Linked DNA regions of Homo sapiens: region 2 is linked to region 1. A link is a loop called in an ENCODE intact Hi-C map of the cell type or tissue named here. Cell type or tissue: right lobe of liver. All regions are shown on one strand. Each heading gives the region's core, and the rest is flanking DNA. Links, peaks and the distances in the headings are about the cores only. Region 1 has its middle 36 kb from the start of PRP4K. Region 2 has its middle 6.8 kb from the start of TGILR.

Evidence for each region. Hi-C counts contacts between places; a loop is a spot of excess contacts. Peaks named below come from ENCODE experiments on the same cell type or tissue, not always from the same donor. Only the 100,000 strongest peaks of a DNase experiment are listed, where the experiment ranks them.
Region 2: it touches region 1 in a loop (2.4-fold over the local background); 18 of 110 quality-filtered maps call a loop at or near these places.

The regions. Positions count from the first base shown.
Region 1 is chr6:3,981,520-3,988,319 of GRCh38, forward strand. No RefSeq gene overlaps it. Among named protein-coding and RNA genes, the nearest start is that of PRP4K, 36 kb to the right of the region's middle. In right lobe of liver, for the core only: no CTCF peak of the experiment used is centred there; no DNase peak of the experiment used is centred there.
Region 2 is chr6:3,915,382-3,922,181 of GRCh38, forward strand. No RefSeq gene overlaps it. Among named protein-coding and RNA genes, the nearest start is that of TGILR, 6.8 kb to the left of the region's middle. In right lobe of liver, for the core only: no CTCF peak of the experiment used is centred there; a DNase peak (open chromatin) is centred at 4,120; H3K27ac peaks cover 1,531 bases.

The DNA.
Region 1 (6,800 bases), core at 1,083-6,082:
TTGTTCCACAGTGTATTTTCTTTTTGCCTTGTTAACAAACTGACATGTTAAATGAGCATTCAGTCATGAGAAACAGCTTCTCTCAGGTGCCTGGTAACATTTCCTGCCTCAGCTTTTCTCTATGCTTTCACTCATGTGTTCCTTAGTTGTTTTACCTTATACGGTTAAATTGCACAGCCTGTTGCACTATTTGTCTTTAGGAATTGGCTATGTGTTCTGGATGTTAATCTTTTATCTGTTACATATGATGCAAATATTTTCTCCAAGTTTATTGTCTTTTAACTTTAAGGCACAAGAAAGTAGATGAAATAAACTGCCTAAGATCACAGAGCTACTCAGGGACAGAGCCAGGACTCGATCTTGTCAAATGCTCTTTGATTTATACTCCATTTTCCTACTGCAAAGTATTCACATATAAATTATCTTATTAAAAAACCCACAGGATTTGCATTCTATCATAAAGACACATGCACTTGTCTGTTTACTGCAGCACTATTCATAACAGCAAAGACCTGGAATCAACCTAATGCCCATCAACAGTAGACTGGATAAAGAAAATGTAGTATATATATACCATGGAATACTATGCAGCCATAAAAAAGAATGAGACAATGTCCTTTACAGGAACATGGATGGAACTGGAGGCCATTATCCTTAGAAAACTAACACAGCAACAGGAAACCAAATATTGTATGTTCTTACTTACAAGTGGGAGCTAAATGATGAGAACACATGGACTGAAAGAGGGGAACAACAGACATTGGAGCCTACTTGAGGGAGGAAAATGGGAGATGGGAGAGGCTCAGGGAAAAAAAAAAACTGTCGGGCATTATGCTTAGTACCTGGGTGACAAAATATCTGTACACCAAACCCCCGAGTCACGAGTTAACCTGTGTAACAAACCTGCACATGTACCCTGAACTTTTAAAATAAAAGTTAAAACATTAAACACACACGCACAGATTTGGAGTCAGACAATCTAGGTTTATTCCAGTTCCAACACTTACTGCTCTGTGATCTTGAGCAAGATGATTTACCTCTAATGAAACTTCATAGGCTCCTCTTCAAATGGGAATAATGATAATAGCAATTTTCTCTAGTTGTTATGAAAAAAAACACCAGGTATGAGAAATAACATATACATTATAAAGTGTTGAACAAATGGTTTTTTATTTTAAAAAAAAACTTTATTAAAGAGATAGTTTGGGGCATTTTTTCTTTACATTATTTTAAAATGACAATATCCTTCTATGTTAGAAATACAACAATTTTGGAAATCATTTCTAAATATCTTTAGCACCCCACTATTCTTAATGTCATGTTACATGAAATTTACATAATCTAGTTTAGAATCAGCATTACTGGGAAAAAGACAATGTTCCTATATAAATTCTACTACATATAATATATATATGCTACTGTTTATGAGAAGGGTCAATAGGATAAAGAAACTTTCAAAAAATTATATACACATACACAAATACACAAGAACATTTTATATTCATTATTCAATAATCCTTAGAATGATGACAATGCTTATATGTAAAAAATAATTTCACTCTAGAGCAGATTACAAGTAAATTTATCTGCCACATACGAGAATCTATTTACTTATGTTATAGCAACATCTCTTTTCTAAAATAAAAACATGGCAAATACTCAGCTTGATCATCTGCACTATACAACAGAATTTACTCGGAATGACCTTTTGATCATTTGCAAAAAATTCAATTTAATGTTAATGGATGAAGATATTATATCACTGTTGGCAATATTTATAAAAATGTGCTTATGGCTCTGGAAGCAATTCCTAAAAAGAGGTAGTAAATGTTCTGAGACTTCAGAATTGTTAGAAAAAGTTAAGCTTCAGTTGGCGTTTACTGCATATAAGTATGTTGACATATGTTTTCCTGAGCAAATGGCTTATTCTAGATATATACGTTGGTATATTCATTGAAAATTAGATTTATTATGTTATAAAATGTGACTAAAAGCCCATTTAAAGGGCACATATCTCTCATCTTTTGGTTCTAACGTGAAGCCAAATGAGGACAGGCGCATGATTCAGTTTATACAATAAGAAAATTGCCCCAAAGTGGATGAAGCACACACATCAGCAGCTCAGCCCCACTCCGTACAATCCAAGTGCATTCAACAAGTGATATGGTTTGGCTGTGTCCCCACCCAAATCTCATCTTGAATTGTAACTCCCATGATTCCCACATGTCTGTGGGAGGAACCCGGTGGGAGGTGATTTAATTATGGGGGTGGGTCTTTCCTGTGCTGTTCTCCTAATAGTGAATGAGTCTCATGAGATCTGATGGTTTTAAAAATGGGGGTTTCTCTGCAGAAGCTCTCTTTTTGCCTCCTGCCATCCACATACGATGTGACTTGCTCCTCTTTGTCTTCCACTATGATTGTGAGGCCTCCTCAGCCATGTGGAATTGTAAGTTCAATAAACCTCTTTGTTTTGTAAATTGCCCAGTCTTGGGTATGTCTTCATCAGCAGCATGAAAATGGACTAATACAACAAGTAAATCACTGAACATTTAATCCCAGCAGTTCTCTTTTTTCAAACTTCTCCCGTTGATTTTGTGTCAGCCCTGCCTGTGCTATGCTTTGTTGGGGTAAGCAAGCCCTGCATAAATGTTCTTTCCTTAGAGTGAAAAAAATATGCTATAATAAGAAAGGAGAGATGGAGAAGACAAAATAGGAATACAAAAAAAGGCTTCGTGTAGAGTTGACCTGTGTTTCACTCACTGGATAACATCACAGCATATAGATGTTGGTCATGAAGCAAATATGCTTTAGTTGCATACAGCTTAGAAACCTACATTATTTAATACCTTCATCAGAGGAGTATTAAACTCTAGCTTGAATGTCAACACAACAAAAGTTAGGACATGTTGTATAACTGAAGTTTTTCCCAATGTACTAAGATCTAATCTTGAGCCTGTCTGCAAGCATAAAGCTAAATAACGCATCCCATTAATCAATAAAATGCTCACTGGTGTCTTTATCAAAAGTTGTATTTTCCTTCATTGATTGAGTCACATGAAGTGAAACTTGTTCTGCTTAACTAAGATGGTGCTGCTGTACCTTTTAAAGAAAACGAATTAAAGGTTTTATGTTCATGAAAGCACAAATGTGACAAAATAAACTATGCTGACACCGTCAACATCATGACATCATAGATACGCCCAAAGGATCACAGGGATAAGTATTTTTGAAGCCCAAAGGCCTACATATAAATTTCCTGCTAAATATCTATTCTACTTACTAGTCCAAAAACACAATGTCAGATTTTCTAAGAGAAAATGATAAAGAATATACTTTGATATCCTCTCTCCTTTAAGATTTTAAAATAACAACGTGTTTATGGGGTAGTTTCTGCCCAGGCACATAGATTCCTGTTTACGGCCAAGTTTCTAGTATGGTGGTAATAAGCAAGCTTTAACTACCATACAAACAGAAGAAATCATTCCATCACAAAATCTCGATTTCAAACTTTAAATCAAAACCAGAGTATTGAAATTGACAATATTTACAATTCATCATTTTTCAAATAGTTTCTAACACAACAGGGGTGCCAATTTTTCTCTATTCATTTTTGCTTTAAGGAATATAAGGAATATATATTTTCCCAAAGAAAAGTTTTTTTCAGCGTTTTTCTTGGTCACTCTTCCATGCAATTATTTTAGGTGGCCAAAAAGTGCTAAAATTTTTAATTTCTCTTCTTCCAAGTGAGTATCTTTCTAAGTATCACTCTTATCACTTAAGAAGGAAAACTTGACTGGGTGCAGTGGCTCACACCTGTAACTCCAACACTTTGGGAGACCAAGGTGGGAGAACCACTTGAAGCCAGGAGTACAAGACCAACCTGGGCAACACAGCGAGACCTCTCTCTCTCAAAAAAACAAAACAAAACAAAACAAAAGAACACCGATGCTTTTTCTTAAAAAAATGACAACAACAACAACAAAACAACTATATGCTCAAGTACCTACAGTCAAATAAACAGATAAAATTAACTAAATTATTAGATCCCACTTTATCTGTGCCATGGCTATGGTATCACCATATTGCCCCTGATCTCCCACTACAGGAAGAATACTTTCCTCATATCCATTTTCTCTTGCCAAAAAGAAAAAACACCTAACTAGGTTTGAGATAAATTTTATTTTCAACTTTTATTAGCCTTTAAGCTAATTTCTAATTTAAAATGAATCATCCACTGGAGTACTTTACCTTTACATCTGGAAGCTATATGCATTAGGCCCACTGAAAAAAACAACAGCCATTGGTGAGTCTACATTTTGTAAGAATGAGATACGATCAAAGCAACTTACACTTCTTCGCTGGAAATTAGTGCCCTCCTGTAAAGACAGCAGTGGATTCAAAATCAAGAACCAGGCATTAAAAGACCAACAAGCCGCAGCTGTTTGAATTTTCCCTTCCTCTCCTTGTGTTCTTTACAGCTCTATCCACTATTGTGTTGCTGCTCAAAAAGCTACACAAAGGCTGGGCGCAGTGGCTCACACCTGTAATCCTAGCACTTCGGGAGGCCAAGGTGGGCGGATCACGAGGTCAAGAGATCGAGACCATCCTGGCCAACATGGTGAAACCCCATCTCTACTAAAAATATAAAAATTAGCTGGGCGTGGTGGCACATGCCTGTAGTCCCAGCTACTCGGGAGGCTGAGGCAGGAGAATCACTTGAACCCGGGAGGCAGAGGTTGCAGTGAGCCAAGATTGTGCCACTGCACTCCAGCCTGGTGACAGAGTGAGACTCTGTCTCAAAAAACAAACAAACAAAAAACAAAAAAACAAAAATCAAAAAAACAAAGCTACACAAAAACTACTCATAAACTACTGTTTGTTATTATCCAGTGACCTCTGTGTTTGATTCTATTGCACAATCCCTATTTTTCCTTCTTTTTTTTTTTTTTTAGAGTTGGGGTCTTGCTCTATCGCCCAAGCTGGAGGGCAGTGGCATGAGCATGGCTCACTGTACCCTCAAACACCTGGGCTCAAGTGATCCTCCCCGCCCAGCCTCCATAGTAGCTGGGACTATAGGCATGTGCCAACATGGACAGCTCACAATCCCTATTTTTAAACTTCACCTCTGGCTCTTAAATGTCATCATCCTGATCTCCAATCACAACCTTCTAGCTCTCTAGTTTTCCTCGTCCATCTACCTTTTATCTCCACTGAGATCATCTTCTCCTCTTTGGTCCTTTCATTTCTGCCCTCTCTAGTCTAGATCTCACTGTGAGTCACTTTGATCACTCTCTGAAATGGCAGGCTCTATTATTACCCCATTTTCCTTTGTTTTCCACTATTAGCCATCCTGCAAATTCCTATACCAAAATCATCTTTATTCACATTATTAAGTGAAGCTGGAAAAAAAAAAAGCACTCCGCTGAAGATCTGATGTCACCCCAAATGCATGGCTCCAGCCTCAGTTCAGCTTTCCACACTGCTTGCAGAAATTCCTTCATTTATCTTGAGTTTCTCCTCTCACTCCCATGGTAGCTTTTCCATTCCCACTGCCTCTTCTCACATTTCAGTAGATGAGAATAGAAGCCATAGGAAGCAAACTTCCTCAACCTCCAGCCAACCAGAGAAACTCCATTTACATCCTGCTTCCTATGACAGAGAAGGATGGGCCCTACCCCCTATCTAAATCTTTCCAAAGCACCCTGGACTCTGGCTCATGCTTCCTGCTTCTGGGTTGCTCTCTAACCCCGCATGTACGTCCACTTTACTGCCCTAAGGAATGCCCTCCTGCATCCTGGCTTTCCTCCAGCTGCCATGCATTCTCCTGCCTTTCATCCAGATTCGTTCAAGAAGCAGGCTGCATTTCATGAATGCCTTCTTTAGGTTGCCTTCTCTGCAGCCAACATGCTGCAAAATGACCCCTATCACCAAGGCAGTGAGAGTGCTCTCAAGAAGGCCACCACACTCCTCACTGCCATACCGAAAAGTATTTCTCCAAGACTTTTCTTTCTTGACTCTTCACTAAGACTTTCCCTCTTTGGCTTCTGTGGCAACATTCTCCCCTGCTTAGGCCTTCTGTGATAAAGTGCTGATGCTGAAGATGGAACAGCCTCCCAGAGCAGGAAAGGGGATCTTTTCAGGTAGCTGCAATGGTTTGAAAACAGTGTTGTCAAGTTACTTTTTCTCTTGCTGACTTCTCAGTAGTTACTCCTTTCCCGAGAGCCTCTATCAGTTTGCCTTTCTACCTAGTTCAGACTCTCTTAAAGTGGTTGGACTAATGTCACTGGTGGTTTGGGACTGGTGTCAGGTGGTTTCCATTGTTCCTGTTTGTTGTAATCAAAATGATCCTCTTGAGCCCTTTTCTCCCTCATGTTCCTTGTATATGTGAAACAGCACTGCTGTCCCTACTGTTACTCAAGCCAGACATGCAGACATCAGTCCAAATTCCCTCACGTTTGTCACCCAGTCCTTCTGTCTTTTAAATTGTTCACCGTAGCATCCAGTAGACTATTAAAATAGCGGAGTGGAAGTTGGGTTAAGAGGGAGATGTAGAGAGATAGTTTTCTCCTCAAGGAAAACCAGGGGAAATGGCCACAAAGATCCTTGAGGGAAAAAGGCCTGATTTAGAGAAAATCAGGTCTTTTTCTGATTTTTCTGATTACTGTACACAGTCAGTAAAGAAACAGAAGTAAACAAAAAACAAAGTTTTAAAGAAGGGTTAATTAACAGCATCAAATACAGTCCTGTGTGCAAGGAAAGTAAAGGAGAAAAAATGTAACTGCAATTATAAAAAAAAAAAT
Region 2 (6,800 bases), core at 1,058-6,057, 66 kb before region 1:
CTATGGGACAGCTAGATACAACTTGCTTGAAGCACTCCACTGACCCCCACATTCTGCATGGACAACACAGATATTCCACAGTGACCACCTCTCAGTCACAGCAGAACTCAGAATTCATGCCTGCTTGCTGTGAAGCCACTAATTTGAACTCCCCACGAGAAACCTGCCCGTTTCACATCTTAGACTTGAATAAAGCCTGGCCCGCCAGTCCCTCCCCACGCCTCTCTTGCTCGCCACATGCTGGTTGAGTGTGTGTGTCCAGGATGGCTTCCCCCTTTCCCTTGGCCCTGTGAGGCATGCTGCCCTGTTCTCTCTGGGACCTGTAAGTAATACACGGCTCCTGGTATTCCGTGTGTTTTATTGGGTTGCCTCCTCTGGGTCTCACCTGATTAACACGCCCAAACCTAACTTCTTTCCTAGTTAGGGCTCTCCTAGACAGTGGCTATGTTCATAGGAATAAACTAGACACAGTTCAGACCAGAGTCCCAAGGGAGTCTGCCAGTATAAACAGGTTTGTTGTGTGAGAAGGATACCTCCTCACAGATCAGACACTTTGGCATTAGGCCATCTGCCAGGATAAAGAAGTACCCCCCAAAAGGCACATTGCAAACATCCACAACCAAACCTGCTGGAGCTCCAGTAGGGTGAGGCTAGAGTTTATAGCCACTCTGCAGAGAGAGTCCTCAAGACCAAATTAGAAAAAAGTACATATTTTTTTCTGGAGAAAAATTTGCAAAACACGTATCTGATAAAGGACTGTTATCCAAAATATGCAAAACAAACATAAAAATAATTAAGACTCAACAATAAGAAAACAATTAACCCAGTTATAAAATCGGGAACAAATCTGAACATATTTCTCACCAAAAAAGATATAGAGATGGAAAATAATCATATGAAAAGATGCTCAGCATCATCTGTCATTAGCAACTGGAAACTAAAACAATGAGATACTGCTATGCACCTATTAGAATAGCTAAAATGCAAACTCTAACAACACCAAATGCTGGAGAGGATGTGACACAACAGGAACTTTCAATCATTGCTGGTGAGAATGCAAAACAGTACAATCACTTAGAAGGCCGTTTGGCAGGTTCCTATAAAACTAAACATTCATACAAGCAGCCATGTTCTTTGATACTTACTCAGTGAAGTTGAAAATTTAGGTCCACTTAAAAACCTGCACATGGATGTTTATAGCAGCTTTATTTATAATTGCCAAAACTTGGAGGCAACCAAAACATTCTTTAGTAGGTGAGTTAATAAATAAACTGTGGTACTTCCAGACAATGAAATATTATCCATTGCTAAAAGAAGTGAGCTGTCAAACCATTATTGGGAACAGGCCCCCCAAAATCTGGCCATAAACTGGCCCCAAAACTTGCCATAAAGAAAATCTCTGCAGCACTGTGACATGTTCATGATGGTCATGACACCCACGCTGGAAGGTTGTGGGTTTACCAGAATGAGGGCAAGGAACACCTGGCCCACCCAGGGCGGAAAACCGCTTAAAAGCATTCTTAAAACACCAACAATAGCATGAGTGATCTGTGCCTTAAGGACATGCTCCTGCTGCAGATAACTAGCCAAACCTAACCCTTCATTTTGGCCCATCCCTTCATTTCCCATAAGGAATACTTTTAGTTAATCTATAATCTATACAAACAATGCTTACCACTGGCTTGCTGTCAGTAAATACGTGGGTAAATCTCTATTCAGAGCTCTCAGCTCTGAAGGCTGTGAGACCCCTGATTTCCCACTCCACACCTCAATATTTCTGTGTGTGTGTCTTTAATTCCTCTAGCACCACTGGGTTAGGGTCTCCCCAGACTGAGCTGGTCTTGGCAACCATGAAAAGACATGGTGGAAACTTAAATGCATATTAGAAGTGAGATAAGCAAATTTGAAAAGGCTATATCCTGTACAATTTCTGCTACAGGAGATTTCTGTGAGAGGCAAAACTATGGACACAGTAAAATAATCAGTGGTTGCCCAGGGTTAGAGGACAGGGAAGACACAGAGGATTTTTAGGTAAGTGAAACTAATCTGTATGATACCATAATGGTGGATACATCTGTGACATAAGAAAAAATATATACAATCATACATCACTGAATGACAGGGATAGCTTCTAAGAAATGTGTTGTTAGGCAATTTCATTGTTCAAACATCATAGAATGTATACACACAAACCTAGATGGTATAGCCCACTACACATCTAGGCTATGTGATTGAAAAGAGTCAAATTGTGTAAAATATTTGAAGAGATTTATTCTGAGCCAAATGTGAGTGACCATGGCCCGTGACACAGCCCCAGAAGATCCTGAGAACATGTGCCCATACCATCAGGCTACAGCTTGGTTTTATACATTTCATAATGAGACATGAAACATCAACCAATACCTGTGAGTTATACATTTTTTTGGTCTGGAAAGGTGGAACAACTCAAAGGTGGAGGACAACTTGAAAGTAGGTGGGCTTTCAGGTCATAGCTGGATTCAAAAATTTTCTAAAATTTATCTAAAGACGTGGAATCAACAGAAGGGAGTATCTGGGATAAGATAAGGGGTTGTGGAGACCAAGGTTCTTATTATGCAGATGAAGCCTCCAGACCTCCAGGTAGCAGGTTTCAGAGAGAATAGATTGCAAATGTTTTTTATCAGACGTAAAAAGATACTAGACTCGCCAGGCACAGTGGCTCACGCCTGTAATCCCAACACTTTGGGAGGCTGAGGTGGGCAGATCACCTGAGGTCAGGAGTTCAAGACCAGCCTGACCAACATGGTGAAACCCCATCTCTACTAAAAATACAAAATTAGCTGGGTATGGTGGTGCCTGCCTGTAATCCCAGCCACTCGGGAGGCTGAGGCAGGAGAATCACTTGAACCCAGGAGGCAGAGATTGCAGTGAGCCGAGATCGCACCATTGCACTCCAGCCCGGGCAACAAGAGCGAAACTCCACCTCAGAAAAAAAAAAGGTACCAGAGTCTTAGTTAATTCTCTCCTAGATCAGGAAAAGACCTGGAAATGGAGGAGGATTCTTTACAGAATATAGATTTCCCCTACAAGAGACAACTTTTCAGGGCCATTTCAAAATATGTCAAAGAAATATATTTTGGGGTAAAATACTTTGATTTCTTTCAGGGTCTGCTATCTGTCATGTTGGTATCTTATTGCTACAGAGTCTGTTGTGTCATTTGCAAAGTCTCTATTTTAATGTTAATGCTGGCCAGCTGCACCTGAATCCCAAAGGGAGAAAGGTGTAATGAGGCGTGTCCGACTCCCGCTTCCCATCATGGCCTGAACTAGTGTTTCAGATTTACTTTAGAATGCCCTTGGCCAGGAGGAGGAGTCCATTCCATTGGCTGGGGTTGCTTAGAATTTGACTTTTGGTTTACAGCTACATGGTAGAGCCTATTGCTCCTAGGCTACAAACCTGTATGTTAGAGGTGGCGAATATCTGATTTACCGGTGGCAAATCCATATGGAGCAACCTCAATTCTTGCCTCCTCAGAAGAAAGAATTCAATTGAGGGGTATAAGGCAGAAAAAGAGACCGAGGCAAGTTTCAGAGCAGGAGTGGAAGTTTATTAAGAAGCTGTAGAGTAGCAAAGAAAGGAAAGTACCGTTGGAAGAGATCCAAGTGGACACTTTGAAGGTCAAGTGTGGCATTTGACTTTTTGACTCGGGGTTTTATATGTTGGCATATTTCCAGGGTCTTGCATCCCTTTTCCATGGTTCCTCCCTTAGGGTGGGCTGCCTGCACGTGTGGTGGCCTGTTAATACTTGGGAGGTGAGCATGCGCAGTGTGTTTACTGGAGTTGTATGCATGCTTGCCTGAGGCTTCCTTCCCTTCCCTGGCGGAATGTCCCAGGAAGGTCCTTCTTCGCCATTTTGTTTCTTAATGTGCATGCCTGAGCCTACTCACCGAATTCCTGAGCTGCCAATTACCAATTTCAAGTATTTTTTATATATTGTGAAATTGCCTCTCCCTGGGCCTGTGACCAATTATCGCTCTAGTGTGACAGTTGTGGGCCATCAGGAAATTGCCTCTCCCTGGCTCCAGCTGCCAATTATTATTTTTAGAGAGGCACTGTGACAACTGCCTGACTATCACCTGATGATCACTTGACATTCCTGGTAGGTGGGGGGAGGGAGCCCTCTCCTGCCCCACTCATGCCTGGCTAGCTACCTACTATCACATGTGCAGCATGTTACTGTGCTGAATACTATAGTCAATTATAACACAATGGCGAGTATTTGCATATCCAAACATAGAAAAGGTAATGGGTTGGTCTTGGATGTTTCAACACCTACAACATCACTAGATGACAGAAAACTTTCAGCTCCATTACAATCTTATGGTATTGTTGCAGGACTTTTTCTTAGTTCAGCTAAAGACAGGGTTCTTTGTCCCATGGCCATAAAAATTCAGGCTTGCAAACAATTTGAATGGTGAGTAAGACAGGGTTTTATTGGATGAAAAGGAAGGAAAGGGGGAAACAGGGACTCTCGCTAGGCCAGAATCCCTGCTAGTGCACTTCCCGCATGCAGCTTGAATCCCTGAATCCCAGGTTCCACACAGGAAGAGGAGGGGCCAGGCTCCTCCCCGCTGCAAAGTGGGCAGGCTGATTGGAGTTTCTCCCGGGACCCCCTCCCACCTGGCTGTCTCAGGATCACTATGGTATATGTGGTCCGTCATTGAACTAAACATCCTTTTCTTTTGAGACAGTGTCTTGCTCTGTTGCCCAGGCTGGAGTGTAGTGGTGCAATCTTGGCTCACTGCAACCTCTGCCTTTGGCGTTCAAGTGATCCTCCTACCTCAGTCTCCTGCGTAGCTGAGACTACAGGCGCTCACTACCACACCCAACTAATTTTGTATTTTTTGTAGAGATAAGGTTTCACCGTGTTGCCTAGGATGATCTTGAACTCCTGGCCTCAAGCAATTCACCCACTTCGGCCTCCCAAAATGTTGGGATTACAGATATGAGCCACTATGCCCAGCCTTGACCTAAACATCCTCTGCACTGAACGACTATATTTACTCTCTGCCCCCATTTCCTGGCACACAACTCCTAAACCCTTGGAATCCCAGAGTGATCAAGGTCTTTTGTATACTAATGAAGTGACTGGTGGCTGGGGGCTCCTGGATAGCCTCAGGATGGGGGCAGGTCTCCAGGGGAACCAGCCAGGCGATGAGAGGTTTGTAATTTTTAGCCCACTGACCAGTCCTGGGGGTAGAGAGGGGCTGAGAGTTGAGTCCATCGCCAACGGCCAATGACTTGATCATGTGTGTGTGTGTGTGGATGCCTTCATCAAAAATCAAAAGGACGGGGTTCTGAGAGCTTTCAGTGGGTGAACATGTGGAGGGGGCTCACCTGAAGAAGGTGTGGAAGCTCCTTGACCCTTTCCCCATGTGCTGCTGTGTGCATCTCCATCTGGCTGTTGTATCCTTTTATAGTAAACAGGTACTCTAGTAGTTCTGTGAGCTGCTCTAGCAAATTTTCAAACTTGAGGAGGGGATAGAGGCCGTTTCTGATTTACAGGCAGAAGCTTGGAAGCACAGGTGACAGTCTGGACTTGCCTCTGGCAACTGAAGTAGGGGAGCATTCCTGTGGGACTGAGCACTTAACCTGTGGGGTCCGCACCAACTCTAAGTAGACAGTATCTGAAGTCAATTGAGTTGTAGGACATTCCAAAAAACCCACACATTTGATGGCCAGAAGTATTCTGTGAGTGTAGATAGAAAAATACAATTTTTCCTTACAATGTGTCATTATAAATTTGTCCAAACCCATAGAAAGTACCACATACAGCGTGAACCCTAACATGAACTATGGACTTGGGGGGACGATGATGATGATGATGTGGTAATGGAGGGCCATCAGTTGTAGCAAACGCATCACATAGTGCAAAGCGTTGATGGTGGGGGAGGGTGTGCCTGTGTGGAGGCTGTAGGTGTACGGCCTGTCTCCATTGCCTCCTCTCCATCTTGCTGTGAACTGAAAACTTTTCTTTTCTTTTCTTTTCTTTTTTTTGGAAACAGGGTCTCACTCTGTCGCCCAGGCTGGAGTGCAGTGGCACCATCTTAGCTCACTGTAACCTCCGCCTCCCGGGTTCAAGCGATTCTCCTGCCTCAGCCTCCTGAGTAGCTGGGATTACAGGCATGCGCCACCATGCCCACCTCATTTTTGTATTTTTAGTAGAGATAGGGTTTCACCATGTTGCCCAGGCTGGTCTCAAACTCCTGGCCTCAAGTGATCCACCTGCCTCGGCCTCCCAAAGTGCTGGGATTACAGCCATGAGCCACTGTGCCTGCCCCCGAAAACTTTTCTAAAAAATAAAGAAGAAAAAAGAAAAAGAGAATCAGCAGGTTCCCACAGCTTGGGTGAGGGAGCACCTGCTTTACAAAGGCTTCCCCGCTCTACAGCCAGGCAGCCTCCTTCCCCATCAAAAGCACCCCATGATGCCCAAGGGAAGGTCAGTGAAGCTGGGGGTGGGGGGGCAGCAGAGGATGGGCCCAAGGGGAGTGGGACAAGGCTGTCAGCCACACCTATTCCTGCAAAAGTGCAAGTTAAGCCACAAAAGGCTGCCAGAAAGGATAACTCTTCAGACAAAAAATGCAGGAACAAAAGGCAAAATGGAAGCAAAAGAACAAAGTGGCCAACCAAGAAACTGAAGAAGACTCACCTACAAACACAGAGAAACTGAAAACCAGTAGAGTCCAGCCTCTGAAGAAAGAGAGAAGGAAGCCAAATCTGATTAACGTCCCGTACTAAGTCTCATCTGTTGACTTCAGTC